Linked DNA regions of Homo sapiens: region 1 is linked to region 2. A link is a loop called in an ENCODE intact Hi-C map of the cell type or tissue named here. Cell type or tissue: heart left ventricle. All regions are shown on one strand.

The links. A loop is a pair of places that touch in the nucleus more often than their neighbours do. Peaks named below come from ENCODE experiments on the same cell type or tissue, not always from the same donor. Only the 100,000 strongest peaks of a DNase experiment are listed, where the experiment ranks them.
Region 1: it touches region 2 in a loop (9-fold over the local background); 63 of 110 quality-filtered maps call a loop at or near these places.

The regions. Positions count from the first base shown.
Region 1 is chr2:203,480,969-203,488,968 of GRCh38, forward strand. All of the region lies in intron 4 of RAPH1 (Ras association (RalGDS/AF-6) and pleckstrin homology domains 1), which reads right to left. Among named protein-coding and RNA genes, the nearest start is that of RAPH1, 50 kb to the right of the region's middle. In heart left ventricle, a CTCF peak has its summit at 3,477 (motif pointing right); no DNase peak of the experiment used is centred here.
Region 2 is chr2:203,906,258-203,914,257 of GRCh38, forward strand. No RefSeq gene overlaps it. Among named protein-coding and RNA genes, the nearest start is that of ICOS, 27 kb to the right of the region's middle. In heart left ventricle, a CTCF peak has its summit at 3,614 (motif pointing left); no DNase peak of the experiment used is centred here; H3K4me3 peaks cover 705 bases; H3K27ac peaks cover 753 bases.

The DNA of each region.
Region 1 (8,000 bases), 430 kb before region 2:
AATTATGAACGATTAATATTACTACGAAGAGTGGGAACCTGCCAGCCCTCATCTTAATTTTATTTAAGCTTTATTTAGTTTAGAGCTAGAGTTTACCTTAATTTTCCTTAAAATATTTTTAAAAAATACAAAAACACCACAAGATGGGGATGCTATTACATACATCTCTTTGCCTTTTTCTCTCCTGCCCATGTAGTTAGTTCTGTATCTAGGTCCGGCTCTGAGAGCACTGGCCAGTCTACTTGTCTTGATTTTCCTTCAGTTCTGTGATGAAGTAGCATGATATGGTGGTATGAGCTCTACAACCAGTATGTTTGGGTTCAAACCCTTGGGCAAGTTATTTAGTCACTCTCTACCTCCGTTCCTTCCATTGTAAAAGAGGGATAACCATGCCCTCCACAAGGTGTTGGGCTCTGCACAATGTGTGTTAAGACATAAAGCACAATGGCTAACAGAACAAGCACTCAATTTTTCTATTTTGCCCCCTTTTCTCTTTATTCTACTCTCCTTCTACTGGATATTATATAGCCGGTAAATCTGTAAATGTTTTTAAAACTATTTCTTTTTGTTTTATAGCCCCTATTCATTTTAAATAGATGAATATATATATATATATATATATATATACACATTTTTTTTTTGAGATGGAGGCTCGCTCTGTCACCCAGGATGGAGTACAGTGGCATGATCTTGGCTCACTGCAACCTCCACCTCCTAGATTCAAGTGATTCTCCTGCCTCAGCCTCCCGAGTAGCTGGAATTGCAGGTGTCTGCCACCACGCCAGGATAATTTTTTTTTTTTTTTGTATTTTTAGTAGAGACGGGGTTTCACCATGTTGGCCAGGCTGGTCTCGAACTTCTGACTTCAAACGATCCGCCCACCTCGGCCTCCCAAAGTATTAGGATTACGGGCGTGAGCCACTGCACCAGGCCACATGAATATATTTCTATTATTGTCTAAAAAAAAGGTCCTTCACCAGCCCTCCACAAACCCAAAACAAAAACAGACCTAAACCTAAAGATGCTTTTTACTTCTGCAGAAAAAAAAAACACACACACACACAGATTTCCAAGAAACACCAACAATAAGAGTCAAGGCATATGTGCCAGTGATTATTGGGGGGGTTTATTTGAAATATGTTTGTGTGAATTAGGCTTTTCCCCTGGATTTCACTAAATCTTCAGCCTCTTTTTTCATCTGATACCTATTCCTTTATTTTATTTTATTTTACTTTTTGAAACGGAGTCTTGCTGTCGCCCAGGCTGGAGTACAGTGGCATCATCTCAGCTCACTGCAACCTCTGCCGCCCAGGTTCAAGTGATTCTCCTGCCTCAGCCTCCCAAGTAGCTGGGATTACAGGTGCCCGCCACCATGCCTGGCTAATTTATGTATTTTTAGTAGAGATGGGGTTTCACCATGTTAGCCAGGATGGTCTGATACTCATGACCTCAGGTGATCCGCCTGCCTTGGCCTCCCAAAGTGCCGGGATTACAGGCGTGAGTCACTGTGCCAACCTTACCTATTCCTTTAAATTTAGCAAAAGGTTTTGCTGAATCTTAAGAAAACTTGATGATTGTGTATATTATGATGAAAAAAATCCTTTGAATTTGCTATAAACTAATAGCTTTACAAAGTATTTTCATTTTAAAAATACACTGTCATGTATAAAATTCCAAATTCCAAATTAAATGGGCATGATATTGTATGCCTGAGGACCCAGCTACTCAGGAAACTGAGGCAGGAGGATCCACTGAACCCAGGGAGCAGAGGTTACAGTGAGCCAAGATGGCACCACTGCACTCCAGCCTGGGTGACAGAACGAGAATCTGTCTCAAAAAAAACAAAACAAAACAAAACAAAACAAAAAAAAGGTAATAATATGGCAGAGTAAGGGGAGCTCCATTTTTAAATAGCATAATCAAAGAACGCCTCAATAAGAAAGTGACATTTGAGCAAATTCCAGAAGGTAGCTAGGAGAATGTTACACAGAAGACTGGGGAAAGGCGTCTGGGCAGGGTTGAATAAGTGCAAAGGCTAAGAGGCAGGCTCTGGCTACTGGCTGAGAACAAGTATGGGACAGTATGGCTAGTGGGGTAAGGGACAGAAGGAAGAAAAATAGGTGGTAATGGGAAAGCAGATCAGGCAAGGCTTTATAGGCATTATAGGGGTTTGGGCTATACCATGAGATGCAAAGCCTTTAGGTTTGAAAAGAGATGATCTGACTTATCTTTCAAAAGGATCACTCTGGCTGCAGTGTGGATGATAGACTGTTAAGGGAGAAAGGTGAATGCAGAAAGACCAGAAGGAAGCCTATTCAAAAATCTAAATCAAGATGATATTGGCTTGGTGGCAGTGAAGGCGGTGAGAAGTGATCACATTCTAGACATATTCTGAAGATAAGGCCAACAGAATTTGCTGCTGGATTGAAAGGGAGGTAGAAAGAAAATAAGTAGATAAAGACTCCAAGGAGTTTGCTTGATGAACTAGACGGATGGAATATCCATTATTTGAGATAGAGAAGACAGTGGGAGAAATAAGTTTGAAGAGAAAGAGCAGGACTTTAGGTTTAGACCAGTTAAATTTGAGCAATCTATTTATGATGGTTAATTTTAGGTATCAACTTCATTGGATTAAGGAATACCTAGAGAACTGGTAAAGCATCTGGGTATGTCTGTGAGAGTGTTTCCAGAGGAGATGGTGTGTGAACCAGGACTGAGTGGGGAAGATCCATCCTCATTGTGGGTAGGCACTATCCAATTGACTGAGGGCCCCAGATAGAACAAAAAAGGCAGAGAAAAGGTGATTTCCTCCCTATCCTTCCTAGAGGTGGGACACTCTGCTCCTACTCTTGGATATCAGAACTCCAGGCTCTCCAGTCTTTGTACTGCAGGCCTTATACCAGCAGCCTCCCTTGGGTACCCAGGCCTTCAGCCTAGGACTGATAATTATACCATGGGCTTTCCTGGTTCCGAGGCTTTTTGACTTGGACTAAGTCACACTACCACCATCCTAGGGTCTCCAGCTTGCAGACAGCCTGTCACATGACTTCTCAGCCTTCATAATGGTGTGGGCTAATTTCCATAATAAATCCCCACTCATATCCTATTGGTTCTATCTCTCTGGAGAAATATAATACACAATTAGACATCCAAATAGAGATATTGATTAGAGATGGAATATATGCACCTGGAGTTCAGGAGAGAGGGACTGGCCAAAGATACCTATATTTCCTTAAATCTAAGAAGATTTGATGCTGGTACTTTCTTGATCTTTATTAGAAACTTTCAACAGAAGGACTTCATACAACGTACTATAACTGCCACCTTGCTGATCGTGACTAACAGGTGCCACACGATTTAAAATGTGGTTTCTCAACCTTGGCTCTATTTTGGGCCAGATAATTATCCTTCATGTGGGCTGTCCTGTGCACTGTAGGATGTTTAGCAGCACCTCTGGCCTCTACCCACTAGATGCCAGTAGTAGCACACGCCCTTGATGGACAACCAAAAATGTTGCATATACCCAGCAGGACAAAGTAGCCCAAGTTGTGAAGCATTGTTTTACAGGGATTAAAATGGGGGTGGGAAGATGTGGAAAAAAAGCATATGGCTGAGTGGTAACCAATTTAGCAAATCCAAGAGAAGCTGAATGCTGGGCCAGCACTGGAGAAAAGCAGAGGAGCACTCAATTTATATCGTGTAACCTCAGAAGTCCTCAGAAGCAAGAGTAGACAGGTGATGGTGCGACTAAAAGCAGGAAGAATGGTTGAAAACACATTTAAGAAAGCAGCTAATTCTCAGATTCCCTCTTTTACTCACTCACCCACCAGCAGTGGTCTCAGGTACAGATTAACATTCGCTGACAAGACCCAACAGACCATAGCTTGAAGCCAGATTCACTCAGTTCTGAATAAATAAAAAGAGACATGCCATCTTCTGAGGGAGTCCATACAGCTCACCACAGGCCCTTTTTGGGCCCATAAATAGCTCATTGTAAGGGAAAGAGACCACATGGTAAGTGCAGAAAACACCCTGGCTTAGGGAAACTTCATGCTCCATGGGAACCAGCAGTACCTTTTAACAGCCAATGAGGTTAAGTTCCAGGGCCCCTTAAAGAACACGTTCATGCTCATTTATAAGAGTTACACTGCTGGCCAGGTGCAGTGGCTCCCACAGTGTAATCCCAGCACTTTGGGAGGCCGAGGCAGGTGGATCACTTGAGGTCAGGAGTTCGAGACCAGCCTGGCCAACATGGCGAAACCCTGTCTCCACTAAAAAAAAGAAATACAAAAATTAGCCAGGCGTGGTGGCATGTGCTTGTAATCCCTGCTACTCGGGAGGCTGAGGCATGAGAACCATGTGAACCTGGGAGGCGGAGGTTGCAGTGAGCTGAGATTGCGCCACTGCATTACAGCCTGGACAACAGAGTGAGACTCTGTCTCAAAAAAAAAAAAAAAAAAAAGAGTTACACTGCACACCACGAAGTCAAGGTCTATGTCTTTTCATAGGCTAATTTATTCATTCATGGACAGTCTTCCTGGTCCATATACACTCACCAACAGGGGTCAGTTTCACAATAAACAATATTACCTGGAGATATTCTATATTTAATTCTTAATCCAGTATGTGTCCAGGAAAAGAATGCCAGGAGAAGGAAAACCCAAGGTCATTTTCCACGAAGAAAAGGACTCAGGCCTACTGTTAACCCTCTCTACCTAGAGCAGTGGTGATTCTCAATTGGGGGTGGATTTTGTCCTACAAGCAACATGTAACAATGTCTACGGACGTTTTTAGTTGTCACAACTGAAGAAGGTAAATGTGTACTACTGACATCTAGTGTGTACAGGCCAGGGATGCTGCTAAACATCCTACAGTGCATGGGACAGCCACTCACAAAACTATCTAGCCCAAATGTCAATAGTGCTGATAGCTGAGAAACCCTGACCTAGAAGGATTTGATGAAAGTTCATAGACTGGAACAATGGGGACCATCCTCATGTTCCAACCCTTCTTTCCCAAATGGGCTACTAAAACACTGGCAGCCAGCATAGAAGACTGGAAGAATCTTCTCCAGAGAAGCTCACCAGCCTAGGAAAAAAAACCTAAGGATAATCCTGAAGACTACAAAAAAAAAAAAAAGAAAGAAAAGAAATAAATAGAATTTTAAGAAGATGCAATTAATGGAACGCTAATTTGGCTTGAACCAGAGAGATTTAATCAACTGGGAGAAAGTCTGAAGTTGAAACAGTGATCACCATATAGAAAATTAAATATTTTTAAACATATATTCATTCCAGTAAAAGTAAAATGATATTCCAGAAAGGGGATGTAGTCACAAGAGTATATGGAGGTTAGCAGTAAATTTCAAGTATATAGTCATTTTAATATAAACACTGAATATGAGCTCAATCAAAATATATTTGGAGAATGGAAAAACAGGAAGGGAGAAGTGAGAAGAAGCTGTATATAGACAGCTATACCCTCCATCTTCTGGAGTAGAGTGAGAAGTCAATAGGTAATACATACCACTAAAAAGAAAATCAAGAAATGGCAATGTGTATGTAGACTTAATGATAAAGAGGTAAAGTCCCTAAGAATCAGCTAAATGAGCAAAAATTGCTTACCTCTGGAAGCAGAATATGATGTGTATGTGAGTAGAGGATAGTTTTCCGTAACATATCTCATAGAACTATTTAACGCCATGCATGAAAAACTAAAATATTTTTAAAACTGTATTTGCACTTAAAGACAATTTGATACATGAGTTCAGGATATATTAAGCTTGCCTCAGTTTACTTTATTTGAATCAGAACAGACTAGACCTAGGAAAAAAGCAAATGGAAGCAAGTTCCGGGTTTGTTAAACCACCTTTCTATACTCCTAGGTGAGGCAAAAGAACAGGCTAGCTAGATAAGGCTTTTTAACTCCTTTCCCTGCTATAGTCCTGGTTTACTCACCAAACCTTACATTAAACTCTTATATTAAACATTATACCATTGAGCACTGGTATCTTTGCAGTATTCACAGTGATACCCATGGATACCACTAGATACCATTTGAAGTGCGCTTGCTGGGAGAGAGGAACTTTTCACGTTTTACTTCAATTTGCCCCTATACTGTATGAACTTTTATAATGAGCACATTTTACAGACAGAAAGACATGCATACGGTATTAGAAGATCCTTAATGATTAGTTTATAACTTGTCCCTCACGCATCTTAATCCAACTCAAAATACTGTAAACTGATTGGAAGGAATATCAACATACAAAACAAAGAATGGCCAAGAAAGCACATCCCTAATAAAATATTGCTCATATCCTAGCAGGTAAATCTAAAGGACATGAAATGATACATATTAAGTAGCTGGTGGCTAAATATAATTCCCAGGTATCACAAAATAGAAATCAGTTTTTTTTTTCCTTTTTTTTTTGTAGACGGAGTCTTGCTGTTGCCAGGCTGGAGTGCAGTGGCACGATCTTGGCTCACTGCAACCTCCGACTCCCTGGTTCAAGCGATTCTCCTACCTCACCCTCCCGAGCAGCTGGGATTACAGGCATGCGCCACCACATCCAACTAATTTTTTTTTGTATTTTTAGTAGAGACAGGGTTTCACCATGTTGGCCAGGGTGGTCTCAAACTCCTGACCTCAGGTGATCCGCCCGCCTCGGCCTCCCAAAGTGTTGGGATTACAGGTGTGAGCCACCACGTCCGGCCTAGAAATCAGTTTTCAAGTTCTCTATAGAATATATACCACTTAGATAAGTTTCATTTTAAATAAATGAAAGTTTATTCTTCAGATTGATAAGATTCGCTTTCTTTGAAATAACTCAAGTTTATCTCCAAACCACCATGATTCATACTCCTTTTGTGCTCCACAGTACCAAAAACAAAGCTACGCACATGGGTGGGTACCAAGAGTTACCTACTGATGGAAATTAATCCAAAGAATTAAATAAGTTACGAAAAAAAAATCAATGATGTCAAGTAATAGTTAAAATTCAAGATTTTACTTTAGTACTGATTATTCATAAATAGATTCTTTTATCCCATATTAGAATATTGTCAACACAAGCTTATTGGAAAGGTTGACTTAACTTTGCCCCATTTTTCTTCTTTCTTGCTGCTACCCTATGACAGAATTACCATCTCTTTGATGAAAACAACTCAATAAAGAATTCTCTTTCACCAAACTCAGCTTTTGTTGAACTTGTTACCGCAAATCTATTCCCTATCTTATCCAGTCACATGCTGAAAAAAATTCCATCTTTTAAAAATCTGTTCATGAATAACTTACGGTTCTCTGAACCACCCTATCAGGAAGGCAGATATAGTATTACGAACTCTGGCTGGGCGCAGTGGCTCACACCTGTAACCCCAGCACTTTGGGAAGTGGGCGGATCACAAGGTCAGGAGTTTGAGACCAGCCTGGCCAGCATGGTGAAACCCCGTCTCTACCAAAAATACAAAAATTAGCCAGGCATGGTGGCACACGCCTGTAATCCCAGCTACTCAGGAGGCTGAGGCAGGAGAATCACTTAACCCGGGAGGCAAGGTTGCAGTGAGCCAAGATCATGCCACTGCACTCCAGCCTGGGCGACAGAATGAGACTCCGTCTATTAAAAAAAAAAAAAAAAAAAAAAAAAAAAAACCTGTTTATGAACAACTTTTGTTCTCTGAACCACCCTATCAGGAAGGCAGATATAGTACTATGAACTCCATTTTACTTGTGAGAAATTGATGTTTAAGAGAATAACTCACTTAAGGTCCCATGGGTAGTGAGTGGCAAGGAAAACTCAGAATCAAGTTTCCTGATTCCATACCTGGTGGCCCTTTCCAATATACCATACTGACTCTTCAATAATGAAATGGAGGGCCGGGCACAGTGGCTCACGCCTGTAATCCCAGTACTTTGGGAGGCCAAGGCGGTTGGATCACCTGAGGTCAGGAGTTCGAGACCAGCCTGGCCAACATGGTGAAATCCCATCTCTACTAAAAATA
Region 2 (8,000 bases):
GAAAAGCCTACCTACTGTGTGCTTCCAAAGATACGACATTCTGGAAAAGGCGAAACTGCAGAGACAATAAAAAAATGAGTAGTCACCAGGGGCTGGACGAGGGAGAGATAAATAGGGAGAGCACAGATAATTTTTAGGGCAGTTAAAATATTCTGCATAAAACTACAGTGGTAGAGATATGTCATTATACATTTGTCCCAACCCATAGAATGTACACCAAGTGAACCCTAATGTAAACCATGAACTCTGAGTGATAATGATGTGTCAAATAAAGGTGCATTGATTGCAACAAATGTACCACTTTGGTGGGGAATCTTGATAGTAGGGTAGGTTGTATATGTGTGGGGACAGGGGTATTTGGCAACTGTCTGTACTTTTCACTCAATTTTACTGTGAACCTAAAACTGCTCTAAAAATAAAATTTATTAATAAAAAAACAAATATACAGAAACATTTGGGAAAGTAAGAGGATCTTAACGGCTATTCACACTTTCTTGTGCAAAAGTTTGGGAGGGTCATTTTTTCTCTACCTACGGGGAAAATAGCTTTGATTGTGGGTAGAAAAAAGAGGAATATGGTAATTTTAGTGTTTGGAGGAATGTAATAGCACTAAACTTGGGGAGGTAGAAACTAGTAGGTTGTAGGTTGTAAGGAAGGTAAAACGGTACCAATAATTTTTGCCAATTTAAAAATGATAACCAAGTGTACTGGTTAATTTTATGTGTCAACTTGACTGGGTTAAGGGATGGCCAGATAGCTGGTAAAACATTATTTCTAGGTGTCTCTGTAGGTTGTTTCTAGAAGAGATTAGCATTTGGGTTGGTAGACTGAATAGGAAAGGTCACCCTCACCAGTGCAGATGGGTGTCATTCAATCCATTGAGGGCCTGAGGAGAACAAGGAAAGGCAAATTTGCTCTCTCTGAGCTGGGGCATCTATGTTCTTCTGCCCTTAGACATCAGTGCTCCTGGTTCTTGGGCCTTTGTACTTAGACTGGGACTTATATCATTGGTTCCCCTGGTCCTCAGGCCTCCAGATTTGAACTGGTACTATACCATCAGCTCTCCTGGTTGTCCAGCTTACAGATGGCATACTGAGATTTTGCAGACTTCATAACTGTGTGAGCCAATTCCTATTATAAATCTCCTTTTGTATATCTACATATATCCTATTGGTTTTTTTTCTCCAGGGATCCCTAACTAACACACCCAGGGTTGGTCCTATGTGGTATGAAGGCAGTGCTGTGTTGATATATGTAAGTGTGTGTATAGATATGTTTTTAATAACATTATTATCTGCATGCGTAATTTTGTGTCTTCCTTTCTAAAGTTTTCACCTTATACTTCCTTTTCTTGTGTTGTATGAACCAGAACTTCTAGAGTAATGTTGAATAACAGAGAATGATAGTTGGATTCCTAGCCTTGTTCCTGATTTTAAGGTGAACATGCCCAGAGTTTTAATGTTCAATGTAATGCTTACTTTTGATTTCTGTTAATAATCCAGGATTTAAATGACACACCCATAACAATAAAGTATACTAAGAACTTTTATTAGAAATGGCTATTGAATTTCATAAAATGTCTATTAATTAGTCAAAATTAATTCATTTCTATTTATTATAACTTTTGCATAAATTTCATAACTTTTTATATGTACATATACTTACACACGTGCATAGTTTTTGCAGATGCATAAATGTGTGATGTATGTACTTTTTACATCCTTATCCCACCTTCTCCCATATCCCAGATTAACAACCTTAAATGTATCCTTCTGTACTTTTCTGATAATAACGTATTTCTTTATATATGTATATTGTATGCACACTTTTGCATTTTGCTTTTCTCCTTTAACAATATTTCGTGGAAATATCTCCAAGTTAAACAGATGTTACATTTTGGTCCTGCCCTGCTATTTATTAACTGTATGTCCTTGAGTAGGGTAAGTAAGTTTTCTGGCACAAGTTTTTCTACTTAAGAGGACAACTATTCCTTTCTCCCAGGACTACTGTGAGAACCAAATGATATCATATATATAAAGCACTAAACATGGAACCTGGCAAATCGTAGGCTCTAAGCAAGTGTTACCCAATCTCATATCCAGTACAGGGAGGGCAAACCTTTGTCCTTTCCCATTTGGCAGTTATGGCCTCTGGGCTGAAGATTTGTAACTCTGCCAATGCCTGAGCACCTGTGGAGGGTCTGGAAGGATCCCTGGGTGTTGGTTTGGTTCAGAGCAACAGTGGTGGAGCCCCATGACCTGGTTTTGAAACCATGCATCATCACTTCCTAGCACGGACAACTTTCTAAACCTCTCTGTGCTTCCGCTTCCTCATTTGTAAAATGGGAATAAGAGTACCTGTCTGTTACTCCTATTGTGGGTGTAATGAAATCATCCATGTGACACACTTGGAGCAGTGCCTGATACATTGAAAGCCCTCAATGAGTATAAGTGAGTGAAGTGACAGGGCACAAGATTTGAAATCAATTGGCCGAGCGCCACCATTTTCTGGCTGTTGGACTTTGAGCAAGTTATTATTGCCATCAAAAGTAATTGCAAAAACCACAATTACTTTTGCACCGACATCACACAAGCTGACTAGATCCCAGTCTTCATCTGTGAAATGGGGCTAATCCCCACTTTCAAGCACTCCTTTGAGAGCAAATGAAGGTTATGAATGAAGGTGGTGCTCAGAGCAGGCTGCTTCCCTGCCAGGGTTATAGTCCAGCCAATGGACTGAATGTGCTTGGCTGTCCTAGGACTGTACCCAGCCTTCATAATTCTCTCAATTCCAAACACAGGCCTGCCAACGAACGTTTAGAACCCAAGTTCACTGTGAATTGGGACATGCCTGCATCTCATCTGTCCATTCTCTTCAGGTGCTGGGGTCATGCTTTGCTCTCAGCAGGCATTACCACTTCATTTTGTTTCTTTCCTGTAAAGGGGAATACATATTTTATTTAAAAGTTACTCATCTTGCTCTCTGGGGCATGGACCTATTGCTAGTTCAGTAGGCTTTGTAGGATGACTGTGATGTGTGTTTACAGTTAGAGGAAGTGGGAATGGGACCAAGATGAGGACGATGTATATGAATTTCAGCTGACTTTCTTGCCCTCTGCAGGCTATTGCAATCCTCCAAGGACATCAGTTTCCTTTTCAAATCTCTGCATGGAAACTCTCTCACTTCCTTCCTTCTAAAGCAAAGCTATACACACACACACACACACACACGCACACACACACGCACACACACACACGATAAAAATAAAAATGCAGCTTTCCAGGCAGGCATCTCCTTCAATGCAAACACAAAATCCTCTCAAGAGAACAATTCATGGGGCAGACATCATCACATCAGACAATTTGTCCATCTCTTCTTGCTGAGACTTACTTGCTACTGTTGGCAGTACGGTAATTCAGTACGTTTGCTCTAAGCCTGTGCATAAAACTGTTTAAAAAATTTAAAAAAAAACCTTGTCCCTTACACTGCATTGCACGCATGCCTATGGGGCCAGTTCATGATTTATTTTTATTTTTTTTCAGAAAAGAAACAAAAGCATTTGCACAGCTGTGGGTTTGGGGAATTAAGTATGATTCAGCAGTACCCTCTCCTGGCCTCTTTGGGAACTGTAGAAAGCTCTGAGGTGAAGGAATCTTGGGATTTCAGAGGAGGAAACCCGTAGAAATAATTGGTTTCTTTTCTTTGTAATCCATAATAATATGAGATATCGCACTCCCACCTTATTCAAGGATGTTTAGTTTCATGAAACATTTCTCCATATTTCAGTAAATTGTAATAATCCTGTTACTTTTTATAAAATTTTTTGGCAACCCAAGTGAACAAATAACCGCATTTCTGTGCATGGTCTCCGGAGTCATTGGAATATTCCATCCGGGCCACACTTCTGCCTGTATCCATTTAGGTGGCACAATTCCAAGAAGTGGTGCCCAGTTCTGCTCTTTTATTGAAGAAGATTCTGTCATTCATTGACTGGAGTGAGTATCGATGAACAGAACAAGTTCTGTGTTCAACCACAGGCAGTTCCATTTTGAATCATTTTTCCATGCTGTGGATACCAAGTATTTGTACTATGTGTAAAAGGAATTAAGCTGGCTAACTTCAAGGAGATCAAATGCTCTGTTTTCTCTATCAGACATTCTGAATAATTAAGTGTTATCTTATATCCCTTACATAAATGACCGAGCTTCCCATACCTGGAACCTAACCAATTTTGTAATTTGCACTAAGGTGATACTGTTTTCTTCCTTTGGTGTCTGAAAAGGCACATCAGGGTCATTATCAGTTTTTTAAGGAAAACTGATAATGTTTTGCTAAAATAGGCCGAAGTGCTGCTGATTGATGGAATCCCCAGAGCAGAGCACTGATTTTTCAAAATTAGTAAATAAAAACACTTAAGCAGTTGGGCCAATTGGAGAGCACGTGCATATGATGGAAAAATAGGGAGTCAAATAAATGGATTCCAGCCTCTGCCACGTGCTACTTTTTAAGCCTTAGATTTCTTTTTTCTTTTTCTTTTTTTTTTTTTTTTTGAGACTGAGTCTCACTCTGTCGCCCATGCTGGAATGCAGTGGCCCGATCTTGGCTCACTGTAACCTCCACCTCCCGGATTCAAGCGATTCTCCTGCCTCAGCCTCCTGAGTAGCTGGGATTACAGGCACTCACCACCACACCCGGCTAATTTTTGTATTTTTAGTAGAGACGGGGGTTCCACCATGTTGGCCAGGCTGGTCTCGAACTCTTGACCTCAGGTGATCCATCCGCCTTGGCCTCCCAAAGTGCTGGGATTACAGGCGTGAGCCACCGTGCCCGGCCAAGCCTTAGATTTCTTATCTGTAAAATGGAACCGCTATGAGGATTAAATGAGACAATGTGTGTTAAATTCTTAGCACAGTGTATAGAAGCTTACTTAATAAACATCAGTTCTCCCACTCTGTGTCATGCAGGAAAAGAGAGAAAAGTTGAAACAGTTTACAGTTGATAAAGCTTGAGTTGTGGAATTTGAATTAACTCAGCAGTCCCCAACCTTTTTGGCACCAGGGACCGGTTTCATGGAAGACAAATTTTCCACGAATGTAAGGGGTTGGAGGAGGGATAGTTTTAGGAAGAAACTGTTCTGCCTCAGATCATCAAGCACTGGATTCTCATAAGGAGCGCACAACCTAGATTCCTCGCACGTGCAGTTCACAATAGGGTTCCTGCTCCTATGGGATCTAATGCCGCTGCTGATCTGACAGGAGGCGGAGCTCAAGGCAGCTCACCTCCTGGTGTGTGCCCGGTTCCTAATAGGCCTCAGACTGGTACCTGGGGTTGGGGTCCCCTGAATTAACTGATAATGTAACTTTTAAAAGTGTAGTGGTGCCGGGCGCGGTGGCTCACGCCTGTAATCCCAGCACTTTGGGAGGCCGAGGCGGGCGGATCACGAGGTCAGGAAATCGAGACCATCCTGTCTACGGTGAAACTCCGTCTCTACTAAAAATACAAAAAATTAGTCGGGCGTGTTGGCGGGCGCCCGTAGTCCCAGCTACTAGGGAGGCTGAGGCAGGAGAATGGCTTGAACCCGGGAGACGGAGCTTGCAGTGAGCCGAGATTGCGCCACTGCACTCCAGCCTGGGCGACAGAGCGAGACTCCGTCTCAAAAAAAAAAAGTGTAGTGGTTATAAGCATGGGCTCTGGAATTCTCCTGTGTTTAAATTCTAGATCTTCCATTTAGCAAGCTGTGTGAGGGCCTTACGCCACTTAAACCCTCTTTACCATCTCAGGTTCCCCAGTTGCAAAGCAGGGATGATAGGAACATCTACTTTATCGGGTTGTGTGAGGATTAAATGATTCAGCACATGCAAAGTGTTTAGAAAAGAGTCTGACATAGAGTAAGCTCTCGATAAACATTTGGTTCATTAGTATTAAAAGGTTTTGAAATAAAAAGGGTCTGGAAAATATCGATGATTAAATCCATATATTTTGTTATGAACATGTTCTTTTAAGTCACATGCTTATTATTTTACCTGTAGTATGGTGTCAGCCAGCGCTGTCCAACTGAATTATAATGTGAGGCACACATGTAATTAAAATTTTTGTAGTAGCCACATTAAATAAAAGTAAAAATCACTAGTAACAAGACATATTGACATCATGAGCCCTTTGATAGAATGATCTGAGAAGGACACTTCCGTCTGTGATTTCTCTTGCCAAAAATGCACACACTCATTCCAATCATGAGAAAACACTACACAAACCTAAATTGAGGGACATGGTACAAGATAACAGATCAGTGCTCTTCAAAAGTGTCAAGGTCATGAATGCAAGCAAAGACCGAGGAACCATCATAGATTGGAAGAAACTAAGGGGACATGACAACTACATACAACGTGGTATCTTGGGTTGGATCCTGGGGAAAAAAGGACACCAGTGGAAAAATTGGTGAAATTTGAGTACACTTTGTAGTTTATACTAATGTATCAATGTTAATTTATTGGTTTTGATCATTGTACTATGGTTATGTAAGATATTAACTTAAGGGAAAGCTAGGTGAAGACTGTGGGAACTTACACAATTTTTCCTTTAAGTTGAAAATTAGTTCAAAATAAAATAATTGAAAAGTTAAAAAGAAATAAGTGAATTTAAATATTTTATTTAATGCAATATATCTAAAAATTGCTTTAATATGTAATCAGCATAAAGTTATTAATAAGAGATTTAAAAATTTTGTACTGTCTTCAAAAATCTGGTGCATATTTTACATTGTGCATCTCAGTTTAAACTAGCCACTTCCAAGTGCTCAGAAGCCATGTGTGTGCCAGGGGCAGATGCAGTGGTGAGGACCTCATCCAGGGACCCAGTGACTCCTTGACAGCATTTTTCCGGGTTGGCTCCTTTCCTGACTCTGGTTCTCGTCCTGCCCCCATAAAGCCTTAGTACTCCCAGAGGAGATTAGCCTCTTGGAGGGGTGCTCAGATTAAATTCTGGTAACACTGGTGGCTGGTCTAAGAAAATAATGTCTTAATTTATTAAGAGCATGGTGTTTTCTATGAAATAAAATGCTCATAGACCCAGCAGTTTCTAAAATGTGAGATGGGTAACACCTGTTTTTGGAGGTCTAAGGAAAAATGACTTCAGGTGTTACTTGGATATGGCATTAAATAACATTCACTTACCAAGTGAAAATATTTTTTCTCATTTCGATTCTCTTTTTTTCCTTTAGATTATATTAAAGACCTAGACTCATTTAATGTCTCCCTAACACACTAGGATATATATCTATATGTAGATCTATATCTGTCTCTTCTCTGTTATTAGGATCTGGATAGAATTTAAGGTATTGTTTCTGTTTTATTTATTTTTGTCATTACCTTTTATTCATGGCAAATAATATTGGCTTTCCATTCAATTACTGATATGAAAGTTTTACAATTTATTTAAAATAAAACATAAGGGCACATTTATTAAAAATACAATTATTAAGATAATCATAGTCCAAGCGGCACTGGAAAATAGCAAAAACAAATAATTAACACCAAAAACAAAGAAACAAAAATCATTCAGGGACTATGACAGTGTTTACAACTTGGGGAGATCAATTCTCAGTTTCAGAAATGTCCTCTCATAGAAGCCCCTAGGAAAACAAGCCTGGGTGTTTTCAATAAACCAATTCCCCCTCATTAAATCTTTCCCTAGTAAGATTGCATTTCTTCTCACAGTCCTCTTCTTCTGCTGCTGCTTTCTCTCTCTTCTCCTTTTACTTTATTTTTGTCCCTCTTGTCCTTTCTCTGCTCCCTTTCACTATTTCCGTTTTAACCTCCCTCCCTCTGGCCAAAGTTCGGCTCTCCTCACCCACCAATCACACTGCCGGCCTCTAACTTTGGGCGTAGTACGTCTGACCAATCAGAGTGCAGCATCTGCCACCTTGTGCTTGCGACTGACGTTTTCACAGGACCTGTGTACACACAGGACATTTCCCTGGATATTTTGGAATCCCTTCACGG